Regions from separate parts of the Homo sapiens genome. Here region 1 is linked to region 2. Evidence: chromatin loops called from intact Hi-C (ENCODE). Cell type or tissue: breast epithelium. All regions are shown on one strand. Links, peaks and the distances in the headings refer to the core of each region. The heading gives the core; the rest is flanking DNA. Region 1 holds the start of GATA5 (GATA binding protein 5). Region 2 overlaps OSBPL2 (oxysterol binding protein like 2).

Evidence for each region. A loop is a pair of places that touch in the nucleus more often than their neighbours do. Peaks named below come from ENCODE experiments on the same cell type or tissue, not always from the same donor. Only the 100,000 strongest peaks of a DNase experiment are listed, where the experiment ranks them.
Region 1: it touches region 2 in a loop (7-fold over the local background); 2 of 110 quality-filtered maps call a loop at or near these places.

The regions. Positions count from the first base shown.
Region 1 is chr20:62,468,420-62,477,208 of GRCh38, reverse strand. It overlaps GATA5 (GATA binding protein 5), which reads left to right and starts at 1,214. Exons shown (of 7, transcript NM_080473.5): 1 at 1,214-1,279; 2 at 1,667-2,210; 3 at 3,631-3,806. The coding sequence starts at 1,688. RefSeq lists an enhancer at 2,946-3,606. In breast epithelium, for the core only: no CTCF peak of the experiment used is centred there; no DNase peak of the experiment used is centred there; H3K4me3 peaks cover 1,517 bases; H3K27me3 peaks cover 7,338 bases.
Region 2 is chr20:62,283,909-62,291,908 of GRCh38, reverse strand. OSBPL2 (oxysterol binding protein like 2) reads right to left here. Exons shown (of 14, transcript NM_144498.4): 10 at 7,740-7,863; 11 at 5,198-5,326; 12 at 2,579-2,702; 13 at 116-206. Among named protein-coding and RNA genes, the nearest start is that of ADRM1, 15 kb to the left of the region's middle. In breast epithelium, for the core only: no CTCF peak of the experiment used is centred there; a DNase peak (open chromatin) is centred at 3,967; H3K27ac peaks cover 1,286 bases.

The DNA of each region.
Region 1 (8,789 bases), core at 790-8,789, 180 kb before region 2:
CTTTCATGGCCACCACGCCTGGGTCCACCCGGTGTGCTCCGAGAAAGAAAGAAAGAAAGAAAGAAAGAAAAGAAAGAAAGAAAGAAAGAAAGAAAGAAAGAAAGAAAGAAGGAAGGAAGGAAGGAAGGAAGGAAGGAAGGAAGGAAGGAAAGAAAGAAAGAAAGAAAGAAAGGAAGGAAGAAAGAAAAAAGAACTTTCATGGCCGCCAAGCCTGGGTCCACCCGGTGTGCTCCGAGAAAGAAAAAAGAAAGAAAGAAAGAAAAGAAAGAAAGAAAGAAAGAAAGAAAGAAAGAAAGAAAGAAAGAAAGAAAGAAAGAAAGAAAAAAAGAAAAAAAGAACTTTCATGGCCGCCAAGCCTGGGTCCACCCGGTGTGCTCCGAGCCCGCCGTTCCGTTTCCCGCAACCTGCGGAGCTGCTCCGCGGCAGCGGCGCCTCCATGCAGCCCTCACCGGGAGTGCGAGCGGGACACGGTTCCCTGACCTGGGTCGCCTCCTACCCACACGCATTTCTGGCGCCTGGAGGAAACTCTTCCCGAGTCCCCGAGAGCCGGCTGAGAGCCCCACCGGGGTTGGGGCCTTCGAGCCTGGCACCCAGATCGGGCCTTAGAGGCTGGACCCTGCCCACCTCCCACTGGGACCCCGAGCCTTGTGGCCCCGCTTGCTCAGAAACCGAGGAAATCGCGGGGCTCCCGCCAGTGCACCCCGTCCCAGTCCAGCGACCCGAGCCGGCCGTCCCTATGGAAGCCGGTTCCCTGCACCGAGCCCCGGGTGCGGCCACGCAACGAGGGGGCCCACGGGGTTCCACCGCCGCGTGTCCATCGGTGAGCGGGGCCGGGATCACCGACTCAGCCACCAGACACGGAGCCCGTCTTTAGGCCAGCCTTCGGCGGGGGCCGGGGCAGGGAGGCAGAGGGCTCGGGACTCGCACAAACTTGGAGAAGTCTCTGCGCCCGACTCCCCGGGGCCCACGAAGCCCTCGGCCCGCCCGTCTAGCTGCACTGGTCCGGGCTCCGCGCTGGCCGCCCCGTGTCGTGCGTCCTTGTCGCCAAGCCCCGCGAGCAGGGCCTGCCAGGGTCACGTGGCTCTACGGCCGGAGCCCCAGCGCTGACCCTGCGGGGAAGAAGGGGCGGGCGCGGGGAGGGAAGGGGCGGCGCGGCGGGGGCGGGCCGGGGCGGCGCGGAGGGGGCTGCGGAGCCTCAGCGGCCCGGGCTTCCAGTCTTCGGCCCGCCGGTCGCCGACCCACCGCCACCGCCGTGCCCTGCCGCCCTCCCTGCCCGCTGGTGAGTGCTCCAGCCCGGGCTGCAGCCGCGCGCCCCTCCCCACCCGGCCCCTCCCAGCGCGGCGGGGCCCCGCTCTCCAGGCCCTGCGTCCTGCGGCCGCGCCAGGCCCGTCCTTCCCAGGCCCCCACCGAGCTCACCCCGGGGACCTCCGAAGCCCGGTCGGGGAGGAGGTGGGCTCGGCGTTGTGACTGCCCCGGGGATGACGCGCTGGCCTCTCCCATCCCCGCGGTTCCTCTCCCTCGGGTTCGGGGACCCGCCCCGCGAACGTCCCGGGCTGGGGACTGGGAAGCGCTGCCCGAAGCGGCGGCACCTGCCCGGCATAAGCTCGGGCGCTGGCGGAGGGCGCAGAGCTCCCGTGACCTCCACACCTGTCCCTCTTCCCTGCAGGTCAAGACCACGCCTGGGAGGATGTACCAGAGCCTGGCGCTGGCCGCGAGCCCCCGCCAGGCCGCCTACGCCGACTCGGGCTCCTTCCTGCACGCTCCGGGCGCCGGCTCTCCGATGTTTGTGCCGCCGGCGCGCGTCCCCTCGATGCTGTCCTACCTGTCCGGGTGTGAGCCGAGCCCGCAGCCCCCCGAGCTCGCTGCGCGCCCCGGCTGGGCGCAGACAGCCACCGCGGATTCGTCGGCCTTCGGCCCGGGCAGTCCGCACCCCCCAGCCGCGCACCCGCCCGGGGCCACCGCCTTCCCTTTCGCGCACAGCCCCTCGGGGCCCGGCAGCGGCGGCAGCGCGGGGGGCCGAGACGGCAGTGCCTACCAGGGCGCGCTGTTGCCTCGAGAACAGTTCGCGGCCCCGCTTGGGCGGCCGGTGGGGACCTCGTACTCCGCCACCTACCCGGCCTACGTGAGCCCCGACGTGGCCCAGTCCTGGACTGCCGGGCCCTTCGATGGCAGCGTCCTGCACGGCCTCCCAGGCCGCAGGCCCACCTTCGGTGAGTGCGGGGGCTCCACAGTCTCGGGGCCCAGGAGCGGCCGAATCCGGGTGCAAACCCGCACCCTGCGAAACGCTCCCCTCATCCTCCCCCACGGTCCGAGCCTCCCTGCCAGGAGCGACACCAGCAGCCCCGGGGCGAGACGAGTAAACCTGGGTAACACCCCGCACGGGAAACACCCATCCAGAATTCTGTTTTAACCTGTTAATGAGAAGGAACATCTATTTCCAAACAGCATTCCGGATTGTGCCAATGTGGAGCCTCAAAAGTCTTAATCGTTTTTGTTTTTGTTTTTGAAAAGTTTTGGAAACGATTTTTATAAAGCCCAAAACATCGGTTTATTTAAGTGGCCACATTCGTCTCGGTTCTAGGACGTTTACTGATTTTAATTTGAGACCTGGTTTCAGTCGCTTCCCGAGTATCAGTTTGGAGAATCGGATTCTCGGCCTGTGAGGGGAGCGGCTCTTCCCGGTTGCAGCGTAGTCACTTTCTGGCGAAGGCGGCTCCTCTGAGCTCCGCAGGGGCCCATCCCGTCCCTCCGGGACCTTGGAGGCCTCGACACCCAGCTCCGGAGCTGCCTTTGGGACCCCGCCGGCCCTTTGGCGCAGGAAGCGGGCGCAGCGGCATCCGCAGGACCCCTGGCCCCCGCCTCCCTGGACAGCCCGGCTGCTGGCGCCCACCCCCGGCGGGGCGATGATTGATCCCTGCCCCACCCCCACTCGGCGCCCGGGCCTCCCTCGCGCCGGCGCCGGGCCGGGCCTGGAGGGGACCAGGAAGACCTCCACCCCCAGCCGCACAGTGTGCGAAGCCCGGCCCCAGGGGGCTGTGAGGCGGGGCTGGCCTTCTAAAGGAAGGACACTGGTTGCGACCACAGCCAAGCTGACAGAAGGCACCTCCTCCACCCTCCCAACCCCCCACCCCTGTCATGGACCCGCTTTGCAGAACAGGAGGACAGCGGGGTTAGCGTTCCCAGGAGAGCCCAGGGGCGCCCAAGAGTGTCTGCCAGATAAAGCCCCTTCATCCCTCCCCTGCCAGTGTAGACACCACTTCATCCACCTCCCCCGCCAGTGTAGACACCCTGCTTTCCCAGCAGGTCAAACAGGCAGAGGCCAGTGCTGGCCCCCGGTCCCGGAGCCGGGAGTCCCAGGTGTCTGTCTTCAGGTTCTGTTTATTAACACCCCATCCTCGAAAAACCAACCCTAGCGAATTTTATCGTATGTGAATTAAAAATTTAAAAATAAGATGAAGTAAGCAAATAAATTTTAAAATAAAATACATCTAAGGCACAAGATTTGTGCCTTAAGTTTATTCGTCTGACGAAAGCCGCCAGGCTCCTGGGGAGGGGAGGGTGCCGGCCCATGAGCTGGGGAGGATCCTGGGGAGGGGAGGGCCCGGGCCCACCAGCTGCCTGTCCCCTCAGTGTCCGACTTCTTGGAGGAGTTCCCGGGTGAGGGTCGTGAGTGTGTCAACTGCGGGGCCCTGTCCACACCGCTGTGGCGCCGAGACGGCACCGGCCACTACCTGTGCAATGCCTGCGGCCTCTACCACAAGATGAATGGCGTCAACCGGCCGCTCGTTCGGCCTCAGAAGCGCCTGGTGAGTTCGGGCTGGGCAGAGGGGCGCCTGGGCGCAGTGCTCCCCCGAGGGGACCTCTTGCAATCCACCCAGGTGACACCAGAGCCCCTGGGGTAGGGGGTAGGGAGTGTCCCAAAAACAGCCTGGGTGCCCGCCCCGGTGGGTCAGGTCAGGCCGGCTCAGGTCTTCTTTGAGAGCGCTCAGGGCAGGGCAGGGGATCCCAGTGGGGATGCCAGGGGCCACCAGCTCATAGCGCCCAGCCCTGGAGCGCTCTGGGGGCCAGGAGCCCAGGCTCTGGAGCAACGGTGTCAGCCAGGCTCAGCTGAGTGCTGGGTCCAAGAAGGCCTGCTGCCAGGAGCCAGGAGCTCAGCCCTACGAGTCGGTGGTGGCTGGCTGTGGCCTGGCCCTGTCTCGGAGGCCTCAAGGTGACCCTACCTGGGATGAGGCTTGAGGGAAGGTGGCTGCTGGATACTTGATTGAAGGGCCTTGAAATCTGAAACTGGAGAGTCTTTGGGTCTGTAGTCCCCTCGGGGAGCACTTTCTACCCATATTTCAGGGACCGCAGGGACACCAGGTTTATGCCTGTCCTCTGCCTCATGGGCTAAACTTGTTTTCACTTTTGGTTCTTCCTGGCTTGTGGCTGAGCAGGGAGTGGGGGACTCCGGAGCCTGGACTTTTGCCCCAGGCAGGGCACAGTCCCCAGAGGCTGGAAGAGGCTGAAAGTTGCTTTGTTCTATACGTTTCCCCAGGCAAACCTTTACTTTCGAGTAATTGTACAAATAAGGATTTGGGGTGTTGATGTCGTTTGCAAGTTATCTAAAATTGGGGAGGCCACAGTGGCACCTGGGTCAGAAGGCTGAGCAAGGGTATGTTCCTGGGCACCAAGTCCTCCTCCGCTGGTGGTGTGGACTCCGTGCGGGGTCGATCAGCCAGCTCCCGCCGTCACCCTGGGTGGAGGCCAGCCCTCCTGCCGCTGTCCTTGCCGGGTGGCTGTTCTAGATGCCTGGATTCGCGTGCTATGCCGGTGCAGCTCTGAACATCCCTCAGTTACAGGCTGAGGGGAAATCCTGGGGCCCTGGGCTGTGGGGGACCAGGACCTGAGCGTGGGAGGTCCCAGTGGAGCAGGTGGTGGGAAGCAGGACCACAGGCCGGGGGCGGCCGTCACTTCTCTTCCTTGGAGCTGGCCTAGGGCCTGGGGCTCTGCAGGCCCAGCCTCCTCCCATGCCTGCCTCTCGGAGGGAAGGCTCCTAGGAGTCCATCCCCCTCTTGGCTTGTGTGCCGCTGTGACTCTGCCTGTGCTCCCAGGTGTGCTGTTCCAGCCTGGCGTCCACGTGGCCCTCACTGAGGGGTTAACCACTGAGGTTAAGAAGGGGTTAGGGGCCAGGCACGGTGGCTCATACCTATAGTCCCAGAATTTTGGAAGGCTGAAGCAGGAGGATTGCTTAAGCTCAGGAGTTCGAGACCAGCCTGGGCAACATAGCAAGAACCCATCTCCACTAAAAATTTAAAAAAAAAAAAAAAAAAGAAATTAGTCAGACATGGTAGCACACACCTGTGGTCCCAGCTACTCAGGAGGCTGAGGCAGGATGATCACTTGAGCCCAAGAGTTCAAGGGTATAGTAAGCTATGATCACACCAAGGCACTCCAGCCTGGGCAACAGAGGGAGACTCTGTCTCTAAAAATAAATAAATTGGTCCTGTGCAATGGCTCATGCCTGTAATCCCAGCACTTTGGGAGGCTAAGGCAGGAGGATCACTTGAGCCCAGGAGTTCGAAACCAGCTTGGGCAACATAGGGAGACCAGGTCTCTACAAAAAATTTAAAAGTTAGCCAGTCACGATGGCACACACCCATGGTCCCAGCTACTTGAGAGGCTGAGGCAGGAGGATCTTTTGAGCTGAGAGGCTGAGGCTGCAATGAGCCGAGATGGCACCACTGCACTCCAGCCTGGGCAACAGAGCAAGACCTCATCACAAAAAAAAAAAAAAAAATTGTAATTGAAATTAACTTCTCTTTAATTTAATTACATTTTAAGTTAAATTAAATTTTTTTTTAAAAAAGAGAAGTGGTAGGGAGCTCAGCCCAGCTCCCGTGAGACTGCAGCCCAGACCTCCCTTCACCCTCACCCATGCAAAGGGCTGCCCCTCCTCTGGCTGTATCCACTCTCCCCACTGCCAGGCCTTGAACTGAGCACCGGGACACTCTGGTGTCAGGAGGAGCTGCTAGGAGGGAGCCCCTCCTGCTGCCCTGCCCTGCCCTGGGTCTTCCAGCCGGGCAATACCTGTGTCCAGTTGGATCCCAGACTCCTGGGCTGGGGCATCTCGTAGACAGTTCCCCAGCTCTTTGAGCCTTTGTCTCCTCATCTGAGAAGTGGGGAGAGGAACTTGGAACCGTCCACACCTTGCTGTAAAAGTTAAATTAGCTGGTGTTGTGTGCTTGGGCCTTGGCTCTGAGGACGGGCTAATGGGGGCCCTTGGCGTGATGAGGCCTCCATTCCCTGGTCTGGGGTAGACAGGGTGGGCTTTGGGGTGCCTCCTGGGGGAGGACCCTGTTTACTGTCCATCTTGCCAAGACCAGAGGCCTCGGAGGGTAGGGACCACCGTGCCCTCTCCCCATGGTCTGGCTCTGTGCTCGGACACGGTTGGGAGCTCTTGGGCCCCAAGCAGCCCACCCCCAAGAACACTGAAGCCTCGGCTGAAGCCTGGGGCCCGGCAGCCAAGGGCAGTGCGGACAGCAGACCTCCTAGCCCTGAGCCACCTCTGGCACCAGCTCCAGGAAGTAGCCCAGTGTTGCATGGAGCCAAGCGTCCCTTCCCGCTGAGCAAGACTGGTCCTTACCTGGAGTCAGGCACCTAACACCCACCCAACCCCAGGGTTTCCTTCCTTCGAGCCCTTCACAGACCCACGTCCCCAAGTCAGTTTGTCCTCGGCCAGCAAGGGGCATGGGCACTGTATCAAGTGCTTACTACATCCCCCCTCCAGGAGGGGACCTGTTTGAATTTGGAGACATTCCAGCCACTCACCCGTCCCCAAGGCTCAGACTCTGCGGCACAGCAGCCTCTGGTTGTCCACGGCCCAGTCTTCCATCTCAGAGGAGGCTGCTGCACTGCGGGTCACTGTGACCTGCACCTTTACTCCAAAGTGTTTCCCGGCGTGTGCGCTTCATCCCTCCAAGCCAGGCTCGAACCTCCTTCCCTCTCCCGCCTTCCTTGAATTTCCGCCAGCACCGGCCCGGGCCCTGCCCTGCCCAGAGCCTGATTTATTTGGATGTCTCAGATGCACACAGAGCCTGGTGCTTAGAGCGGCTCTGCTGCGCGCAAGGAGGCTTTGAAGTTTGACTTCTTTTGAAAAGAACCGACAAAAAAGAAAAACGAAATGCAGCCGGGAGAGAGGCCTGGGGGGCAGGGTGCTGAGTGTGGCCAGGCTGGGCTGCTTGTTGGGCAGTGAGGAGGGGACAAATGAAGGCATCGTCGCGGTATGGTGGCACAGGGAGCCCCAGCGCGGGCAAGCTGCTGGGAGCGTGTCCCCTAAGTACCTGGCCGAGGGGGGCGGTTCTGTCCACCCCGGGCCTCCCCAGTTTCCTCTGGTCCCGCAGCTCCTCTGAGCCTCAGCCTCCCACTCGTACAATAGCGATCTGGTGAAGATTTAGGAAAGGGTAGGTGAAGACGCACTTTGAAAAGTGTTGTGAGGTCCATGTTTTTCCCATTGTCTTAATTTGATAGACATGAAACATGCTCACTGTGAAAACATTCAAGGTGGGTTCCAGGTGTTTCCCTGGCACTCGCAGGGGTGCGGGGTGAGGGGTGTGCCCGCTGCTGGGGGCTGTCCCAACCCACGCACGTCCTGCGCGCCCCACCTTGTTTCTTTCCACAACCCGTGTCTCAGACGTGGCTCCGTCGGGGCGTGCTGGCAGCTGTGCGGGGACGTGTGGAGTGTGCTCATGTGTGTGCACCCCTATCTGTGTGTGCTAAGGGGTGATGGCCGGTCCCAGACCCGAGGGTCCCTCTGGTTCAGGGAAGAGGATGGGCCTTGGGCCATGGATGCCCCTCAGTCTGAAGGCGGGGACTGCTGGGGCACAAGGAGGGAGTCAGCAAATAAACTCCAGGCCACACACGGTTCCATGTGATTTCAGATAAACACAAATATTTTAGCATTCATGTCCCAAATACTGCAGGAGACAAAGGATTCATCATGTATCAGAAATTCACATTTACCTAGGCAGAAATTCACATTTACCTAGGCATCCTGGGTCAATCCGTCTGGCAGCCCTGGGGGAGATTTCTTTCCACTTCAGGAAGACAGACGGATGGGTGGGTGTCCGAGAGGTGGGAAGGAGACCATGCCTCATGCTGGACAGTGGCCTGAGGCCACCAAGAAAGCAGCCACAGCACCTGGCACCTGACGAGGATAGAAGAGAGGGAGGCTGGACCAAACTCAAATCCTGTCCAGTAACAGTAGCTGCTTCTAGACCCATCAGGGTGTGGCAGGGGGCATCCCAGGGAGAGACACCATCTGGGGGCCCTGGGTGACCCCAATTGCTCCTGCACGAAGGGTGCCCACCATCCAGCCGGGGCCAGGCACCATCTCCCTCCCAGCTCTGCTGGGGCCTGGGCTGGGCCCTCCAGCGTGAGCAGAAGTCTCACCCCCAGCATCCCCCTAGAGAGACCACTGGAGACCCTGAGTGGCTGGATGCTGTTGGCCCAGGGTGGGAGACATTGTCCTCCGCAGTCAGGCCAGGAGCTGCAAGCTGAGGCACCTCTCAAGCCTCCCCGGCCTCATTGGCCTGGCCCCCTCCTTTCCTTTCTGCCCCTTTGTCATGGAGCTCAGGGCAGGGTCCTGCCTGGAGACAGGAGGCCTGGCCCCAGATGAAGCAGGGGCAGCGTTCCCAGAGCCTTTGGCAACTGCCTGCAGCTGTGGCTGGGGGTTGAGGGGGCCTTGAGTTTGGGGGCTGGCTGGTACTCAGGGCTGCAGGGAGGCCCCCACTCTCCCACTCAGGCCTTCGACA
Region 2 (8,000 bases), core at 1-8,000:
GGTGTGTGTGGGGCCTCCCCGCCGTCCCCAGGTGTGTGTGGGGCCTCCCCGCCGTCCCCAGGTGTGTGTGGGGCCTCCCCGCTGCCCCAGCCTGCGTGGCTACCACAGTACTCACCTCGTCTGCCACTCTGCCTCCTCCTTGGCCCGCTCCCTCCGTGCTTCTCTCTGCTTCTCCTCCAGCCGCTCCTTCTCCTGGCTGGCCAGATCTAGGATCCAAGCAAACAGTTTAGGTCAGACAGAGACCTTAGAACCGCACCCCGCCACCCCCTATGCACCTAGATCTCTAGTTGGCATGTCTCACTGTGGCTGGAATGCCACAGACAACAGGTTCTGTGATCGGGAGACCAAACACAATCACAGTTGCCGAGGCCACAGCGGCCGGCACGCCAACAGGGCCCTTCCCAAGCGGAGCTGAGTAGAGCATGGGGGCTGCATGTGCTGCGTGTTCTACGACAGCACTACTCAAAGTCTGCGGGTGCAGGAGTCTGAAGGACAGGCAGGGCCCAGGCACCACCCAATGCCCTGGTGTGCGAGCAGGCGCTCAGGACGGGGAGCCAGCCCCACCTGTGCAACTCAGAGCCCATCTCCCAAAGACGAGCTCCCTTTAGCCTTGACCTTCCCGGGTAACTGCCATGTGGCTTCTGTGAAGGACTGGGCACACATTCTGAATACAAAGCATGAGAAGTTACATCCATTCCCAGGTCACACTCGTGAGCTGGGTTTCTCTCTGAAAACATCACTAATTCAAGCTGGGCGCGGTGGCTCATGCCTGCATCCCAGCACTTAGGAGGGCTGAAGCAGGCGGATCGCTTGAACCCAAGAGTTGGCAACCAGCCCGGGCAACATGGCAAAACCCCATCTCTATAAAAAATACAAAAATTAGGCCAGGCACAGTGTCATCCCAGCACTTTAGGAGGCCAAGGCGGGTGGATCACCTGAGGTCAGCAGTTTGAGACCAGGCTGGCCAACATGGTGAAACCCTGTCTCTACTAAAAATACAAAAATTGGCCGGGTGTGGTGGCGGGCACCTGTAATCCCAGCTACTCGGGAGGCTGAGGCAGGAGAATCTCTTGAACCTGTGAGCAGAGGTTGCAGTGAGCCGAGATCACGCCACTGCACTCCAGCCTGGGCAACAAGTGTGAAACTCTGTCTCAAAAAAAAAAAACAAAAAAAACAAAAAAAAAAACCTGGCCAGGCACAGTGGTTCATGCCTGTAATCCCAGCACTCTGGGAGGCTGAGGCGGGCGGATCACAAGGTCAGGAGATCGAGACCGTCCTGGCTAACATGGTGAAACCCTGTCTCTACTAAAATATACAAAAAATTAACCGGGCGTGGTGGCAGGGGCACCTGTAGTCCCAGCTACTCGGGGAGGCTGAGGCAGGAGAATGGCCTGAACCCAGAAGGCGGAGCTTGCAGTGAACCGAGATCGCACCACTGCCCTCCAGCCTGGGGAACAGCGTGAGACTCCGTCTCAAAAAAAAAAAAAAAAAAAAAAACCCAAAAAATTAGCCAGGTGTAGTGGCATGCACTTGTAGTCCCAGCTACTCGGGAGGCTGAGGCAGGAGGATGGCTTGAACCTGGGAGGTTGAGGCTGCAGTGAGCCAAGATCACACCACTATAGTCCAGCCTGGGCTACAGAGTGAGATCCCGACTCTAAACATAAATAAATAAAACATTACTAACTCAAAACCCAGGACACTTTGGATTTGCCTCCTCAGCCAGGAGTTTCACTGCGGATTCCATCTAGATGAGTGAGTGAGAAAGTTGTTCATCTGCCATGTTACAGATGAACGCTGCAAGCACAGAGCCCACCGGGAGAGTGTGAGGCTGCAGGACACGCCACACACGTGCCAGTGACTGCACTGATGGCTACACGGATCCTCACAGTGGAACACGTGCAGTTTTCTAAATGTAATCTTAACTTTTGTTTAATTTAATAATAACAAATTAGGAACTTGTACTTTGTTTTTTGTTTGTGTTTTTTGTTGTTGTTGTTTGTTTGTGAGGCAGGGTCTCACTCTGTCGCCCTGGCTGGAGTGCAGTGGTATAATCTCGGCTCACTGCAACCTCCACCTCCTGGGTACAAGCGATTCTCATGCCTCAGCCTCCCTAGAAGCTGGGATTACAGTCGGGCGCCACCATGACCGCCTAATCTCTTGTATTTTTAGTAGAGATGGAGTTTTGCCTTGTTGGCCAGGATGGTTTCGAACTCCTGACCTTGGGTGATCCACCTGCCTCAGCCTCCCAAAGTGCTGGGGTTATAGGCGTGAGCCACCGCGCTCGGCCTAGGATTTGTACTTTGTATGTATTTTTTCATTTCATTTTCTAGTAATGTAATTTTAATTTATTTACAAAAGGTTTGGTCTGAGGCAGGCGAGAGATCTTTAAAGCCCTTCACCACAGACGGTCTGAGAAGCCTAGTTAGAAGGCCTGCAGCCTGCCTGTTTGTTTAGGGAGAGGGACGGGGCTCCCCTTGTAGGCGAGAGCCTGGCTTCTGCCAGCGAGTGCTTTGTGCTCTCCCACCCTAGCCAGGGCGTCCTTGGCCCCAAGCTTCCTCCTCTGACTGCGTGGACGCACCCATGTTGCCATTCTCCATGCCGCGGATGTCAGGGCGCAGGCGGCAGTCCGTGGGTGGCAGGGTCTTCTCCATGCCTGTCTCCAGCTCGTTGAGGCTCACAGTGAAACTGGTGAAATTATACATCTGTGGAGCAAGGCACAGAGACACGACCTCAGCAGGGCCTCTGAACCATGGACTATGCTCCAAGACCCCCAGTGGGCCCCTGAAATCCCGCAGGTGCTACCTGACTGCCACCATGGGAACCTACTTCCGCTCACGTCTTCCACCTGCAAATTCAATGCCTCTGCCGTCTTCACTAAGCACGTATCATGCACTGCGGCTGTAACGTTTGCATTTTGAGGTATACCAGCAAAACTCACACACATTTCTTTTTCTGTCTTTACAATCTCATCAACAGATTTGTCACCAGCTTGCTGGAAACACTCCAGCCACGCCACCTGTCTCCCACTGCTAAACCCTCAGCTTGTACCTGCTCCTTTCCTGCCCTCAGCCACACCTGCCCACAGGTTCCTCCTCTTTACCCCTTCACCTGCCAAAGCCTCAGCCCTGGAGCAAGTTAATTTGTCACATTAACAACTGGAATGCTTAGGGTATGACAGTCCCCCCGTGCCCAGGACTCCCAGAGCCTTGCTCTGCCTGACTTCTGGCTCGCAGCTGTCTGCTCGGCGTCTTGTGGACAGCACACCCGAGCAGGCCTGCGGCAGCACCCTGCACCCACAGCCTTCGGCCTCTGCACCCACAGCCTCCCAGCCTCTGCACCCACAGCCTCCGGCCTCTGCACCCACAGCCTCCCAGCCTCTGCACCCACAGCCTCCGGCCTCTGCACCCACAGCCTCCCAGCCTCTGCACCCACAGCCTCCGGCCTCTGTACCCACAGCCTCCCAGCCTCTGCACCCATAGCCTCCCAGCCTCTGCACCCACAGCCTCCCAGCCTCTGCACCCACAGCCTCCGGCCTCTGCAGCCCTCAGGGCCCTGGCTCCACTCAGGTCCTCCCACCACAGCCAGGCCCTCCAGCCACCACCCGTGTCCTCCCTCTTCTGTTGCTGCCCTCACAGCATCTCAGCAAGCAGCCAGAAAGGCCACAGGAAACATCAACAGCACCCGTCACCCCCTGCTCAAATGACTCCTGGTGCCCCATGTCACTCACAGCAAATACTGAAGTCGTCTGGAGACCCCTGCACCCCCTCCACCCTCATCCCCATGGCCCCCTGGGCCCTCACACACTAGTCTACTCCAGGGGTCTCTGCCCTGACTGTCCCCTCCGCCCAAACGCAATCCCTAGACACCCCCACCCCTACCCCATGACTGAAGCCACAGCACTCAGATGCCCTCCCTGGCACCCAAGGCACCACCTGGCTCTCAGGTGTGAGTCAACCACCTGCCCCGCCTCCCTCCTGGGACCTCGTCTGCCTGGTTCTAGTGCCCAGGCCCACAGGGCCTGGCAGGCAGGAGGACTCAACACATACGCTGAGCCAAAGGCTGGAAGCATGAGTTATCTTTAAAGAGACTTCCCTGAAAAAAAACATACGCAATTTTCCTAATAATAAATTTAAAATACCAATAGTATCATTGGCAGGCCACAGTGTCTCATGCCTGTGGTCCCAGCAACTCAGGAGGCCAAGGCAGGAAGATAATGCTTGAGGCCAGGAGTTCGAGACCAGCCTGGGCAACATAGCAAGACCTCCTCTCTACAAAAAATAGAAAATTAGTCTGGCATGGTGGCACACGCCTGTGGTCCTCGCTACTAGGGAGGCTGAGGTAGGAGGATCACTTGAGCCCAGAAATTGGAGCCTGCAGTGAGCCAAGATCACACCACTGCACTGCAGCCTGGGTGACAGAGCGAGACTCTGCCTCTATTAAAAAAGAAAATAGCATTGTTAAACCAGTTCGTACTCTACTCAAATGATAACAGTGACTGTTGAGATAACGTGCTTAAAGTGAAGGTTTTGCTTCCTTTTCTGTATTTTACGCATGTTCTGCTCTGTTTATGGGACGTACAAAATTGCATAAGTTGCATAAATTTTATATACAAATAAGAATTTATAAAAAATACTAAGATATTACGTGTGATATTTATCATATAACCATATATCACATATTTTATTTGTCATAAAACATGTAGTTTATCATATATTTAATAAAAATTATAAGTGCAATTTTCAAAAATAAATATCACAAGGCATTTGAGCATCTAAATTGACAAGTGAGAAAGCAATCTCCCCAAACAGGCTTGGAAGCCTCTTTTGATAAGACGCACTTGGCCGGCAATGGCCACGTCTGTCTGATGTTCCCAGGGGAAGCACAAGCATGTGTGCCCGGCGGGCAGCTCTGACACGCAGCTGAGCATGCGTCCACACCTCGACCTGCATGTCCTATGGAGCAGCGGTGCCCAGCCCCAACAGCAGGCCCCAAGGCAGACAAGCACAGGGCCGGGACGCAGCTCCAGGGACAACAGAAGCCACTCCGACAATGGCGGAGGCCCCTGTCTGCTCTGGGACAACAGGCTGAGGCGAGGCGGCAGGCAAGGGCCCAAGGACAGGGAAGAGCCGTGGGGCTGGGCCCAGAGGTGGGTGTGACATGAGCAGGCAGAGACGTCAGGCCATGGAGGGACACAGACCTGGGCAGAGTTGGGGGGCCGGGTGTTGATCCTCCAGAGCAGCTTGCTGCCAGGAATGACCTGCACGGTCTCCTGGGCCACAGGCACGTCGTCAGCCACGTCGCTGTCAGCCTTCCCGGAGTCTTCATCCTGAAACACAGAACCCTGCTGTGTGGCTGCCCGGGGCCAGGCCGCTCTTGGCCAGGAGGACAGCTATTCTCAGAGCGCCTTTCAGACCAGTCACCTGAGCAGAGCCAGGCAGCCTTCTCCTTTTTTTTTTTTTCAGACGGAGTCTCGCTCTGTTGCCCAGGCTGGAGTGCAATGGTGCGATCTCGGGTCACTGCAACCTCTGCCTCCTGAGTTCAAGAGATTCTCCTGCCTCAGCCTCCCGAGTAGCTGGAAATACAGGTGCCCAAAACCATGCCCGGCTAATTGTTTGTACTTTTAGTAGAGACGGGGTTTCACTATGTTAGCCAGGCTGGTCTTGAAATCCTGACCTCAGGCAATCCACCCACCTCGGCCTCCAAAAGTGCTGAGATTACAGGCGTAAGCCACCACACCCGGCCTTTTTTTTCTTAAACTAAGGAGAAAATAGAATTTCCTCTCCAGTCTATGACACTGTCTGTCCATCACTGTACGGAGAGGAGCTGGGCCCCAGTCCCTAAAGCAGCTCACACTCCCTTCGTAGGGCTGTGCTGTCTGTTCTAACGGACACCCAGAGTGGAGACGACAGAGGTCAGTGGCCAGGCGTGTTTCCCTTCACAGAGACGACAGAGGTCAGTGGCCAGGCGTGTTTCCCTTCACGGAGATGACAGAAGGTCAGCGGCCAGGCGTGTTTCCCTTCGGGTGACGACAGGAGGTCAGTGGCCAGGCGTTTCCCTTCGCAGAGACGAAGGAAGTCAGTGGCCAGGCGTTTCCCTTCGTGGAGATGAAGGAAGTCAGTGGCCAGGCGTGTTTCCCTTCGGGAGAAGCGGTGCACGCGAAACAGCACTTCATGGAGTCTGAGTGCGACGACACAGCGGTGGCTTCATGGAGTCTGAGTGCGACGACACAGCGGTGCCTTCCAAACAGCAGGTTCATTCACACACATGGCGCCTCTCCAGAAGGCAGGTTCTGGGACTGAGAGCTTTCTAGATAGCGCAGCTTTGCCCCCATCAAGAAGTGGCTCCTGTGTGGGGGTTTCAGGCTCTCTACACCCTGATGAAAAGACAAAACCTGCCACATTGCTTCTCAAAATAAATGGGTCCTAGAAAAGGGAATGATTCCAGAAGCAGCTCTTCAGGGAGACCACTGAAAACAAGCGAGTCAAAGCCCAGGGCTTCCTGCACTAGCTGTATTCACACTGGCTGTAGGCACCATGGCCCGAGGCTGGGGCGAGGGAGAGCCGCAGCTCAAGGACAAGGATTCACAGAAAACTCCCGTTTCTAGGTCACCTCAAGGAGCAGGAAAGCATCAAAAGACATCGCTAAATGGATTTACCCTTCTAGGTCTGTCTAGTGTGTAAGCAGAATTTTCCTTTTTAAATAAAAGAGGGTGATTAGAAAAGGTGTCTAACAGCACAAATGAATACAACAACATAAAAAACACTTGGGATCCGGAGGAGGCTGAATGTTTCCGTTAAATAAATATTGAACATTTCAGGTTTGGTACATTCCAATTCATTATGTAGAAAATAGGACACCTCTTTTGAACTATCCCTTTTATTTTTAAGTTCAAGAACAACTAGTCTTAAGATAATGAGTATTCCAAAGCTTTAAGGGGAAAAGCCTTGCCAGTACTTTCTGGCTGTTGAATATATTATCTGGTACTCACAACTAAAAACAAAAAATTGAAATTCACTTGATTTTTAACAATATGTCTAGGCTAACTCAAAGAAAGCGAGAAGATTTATTAAGAAGGACCCAGAACTTGGAGCTTCCAGAAAAGAAACGGCCTTGCCTGAGGTTCCCTCAGATACTTCCAGCCATGGGGGCCAGCAATTATGTATGACTCGTGGGCACTGGTGCCCACGGTTTATAGCAGCAGCCTCCGTGCAACCAAAATACAGATATGCCGGCTGGGTGTTGTGGTTCATGCCTATTAGTAATCCCAGCACTTTGGGAGGCCGAGGTGGGAGGACTGCTTAAGCCCAGGAGTTCAAGACCAGCCTGGGCAACATAGCAAGACCCCATCTCTAAAAAAAATAAAAATTAGTCAGGCATGGTGGTACATGCCTATAGTCCTAGCCACTTGGGAGGCTAAGGAGGGAGGATTGCTTGAGCCTGGTAGCTGGAGGTTGCAGTGAGTTATGACTGCACCACTGTACTCCAGCCTGGGCAACAGAGGGAGACCCTGCCTGGAGGGGAAAAAAAAAAAAAATGGAAAGAAATACAGATAAACCCCCTCACTGATACTGGAACCCACAATATATGGTTCATCTGGACAGACAAATTCTGCACATTCATCTCTCCTGGTGGGGCCCAAAGGTTCCCTGGGACCCCAACAGGTGAGCTAAAGGCAGCAGCGGCCTGGCAGCCCTCAGCACCCAGGGCTCAGCTCTGCCCGGGGACGCCCCAGCCCTTACCAGCTTGGCCTTTCTCAGGTGGTCACCTCTCCTCTCCTGCTTCTTGAAGGATTCATACGAAACAGGATCTATGCCCCACAAACATTCCGTCCATTTGCCATAGATCATAAAGAGCTTCTTTTTGCTGTAATTAAATGGGATTTTTAAAGACAAGTCTTAGTCATTACAAACCATTTGTCTAAACATGTGGCACCCTGGAATAAATTCCCCTCAGGTATGTTTTCTTATGCATCTTGGGACATCTCTGGACATAAATGCGAA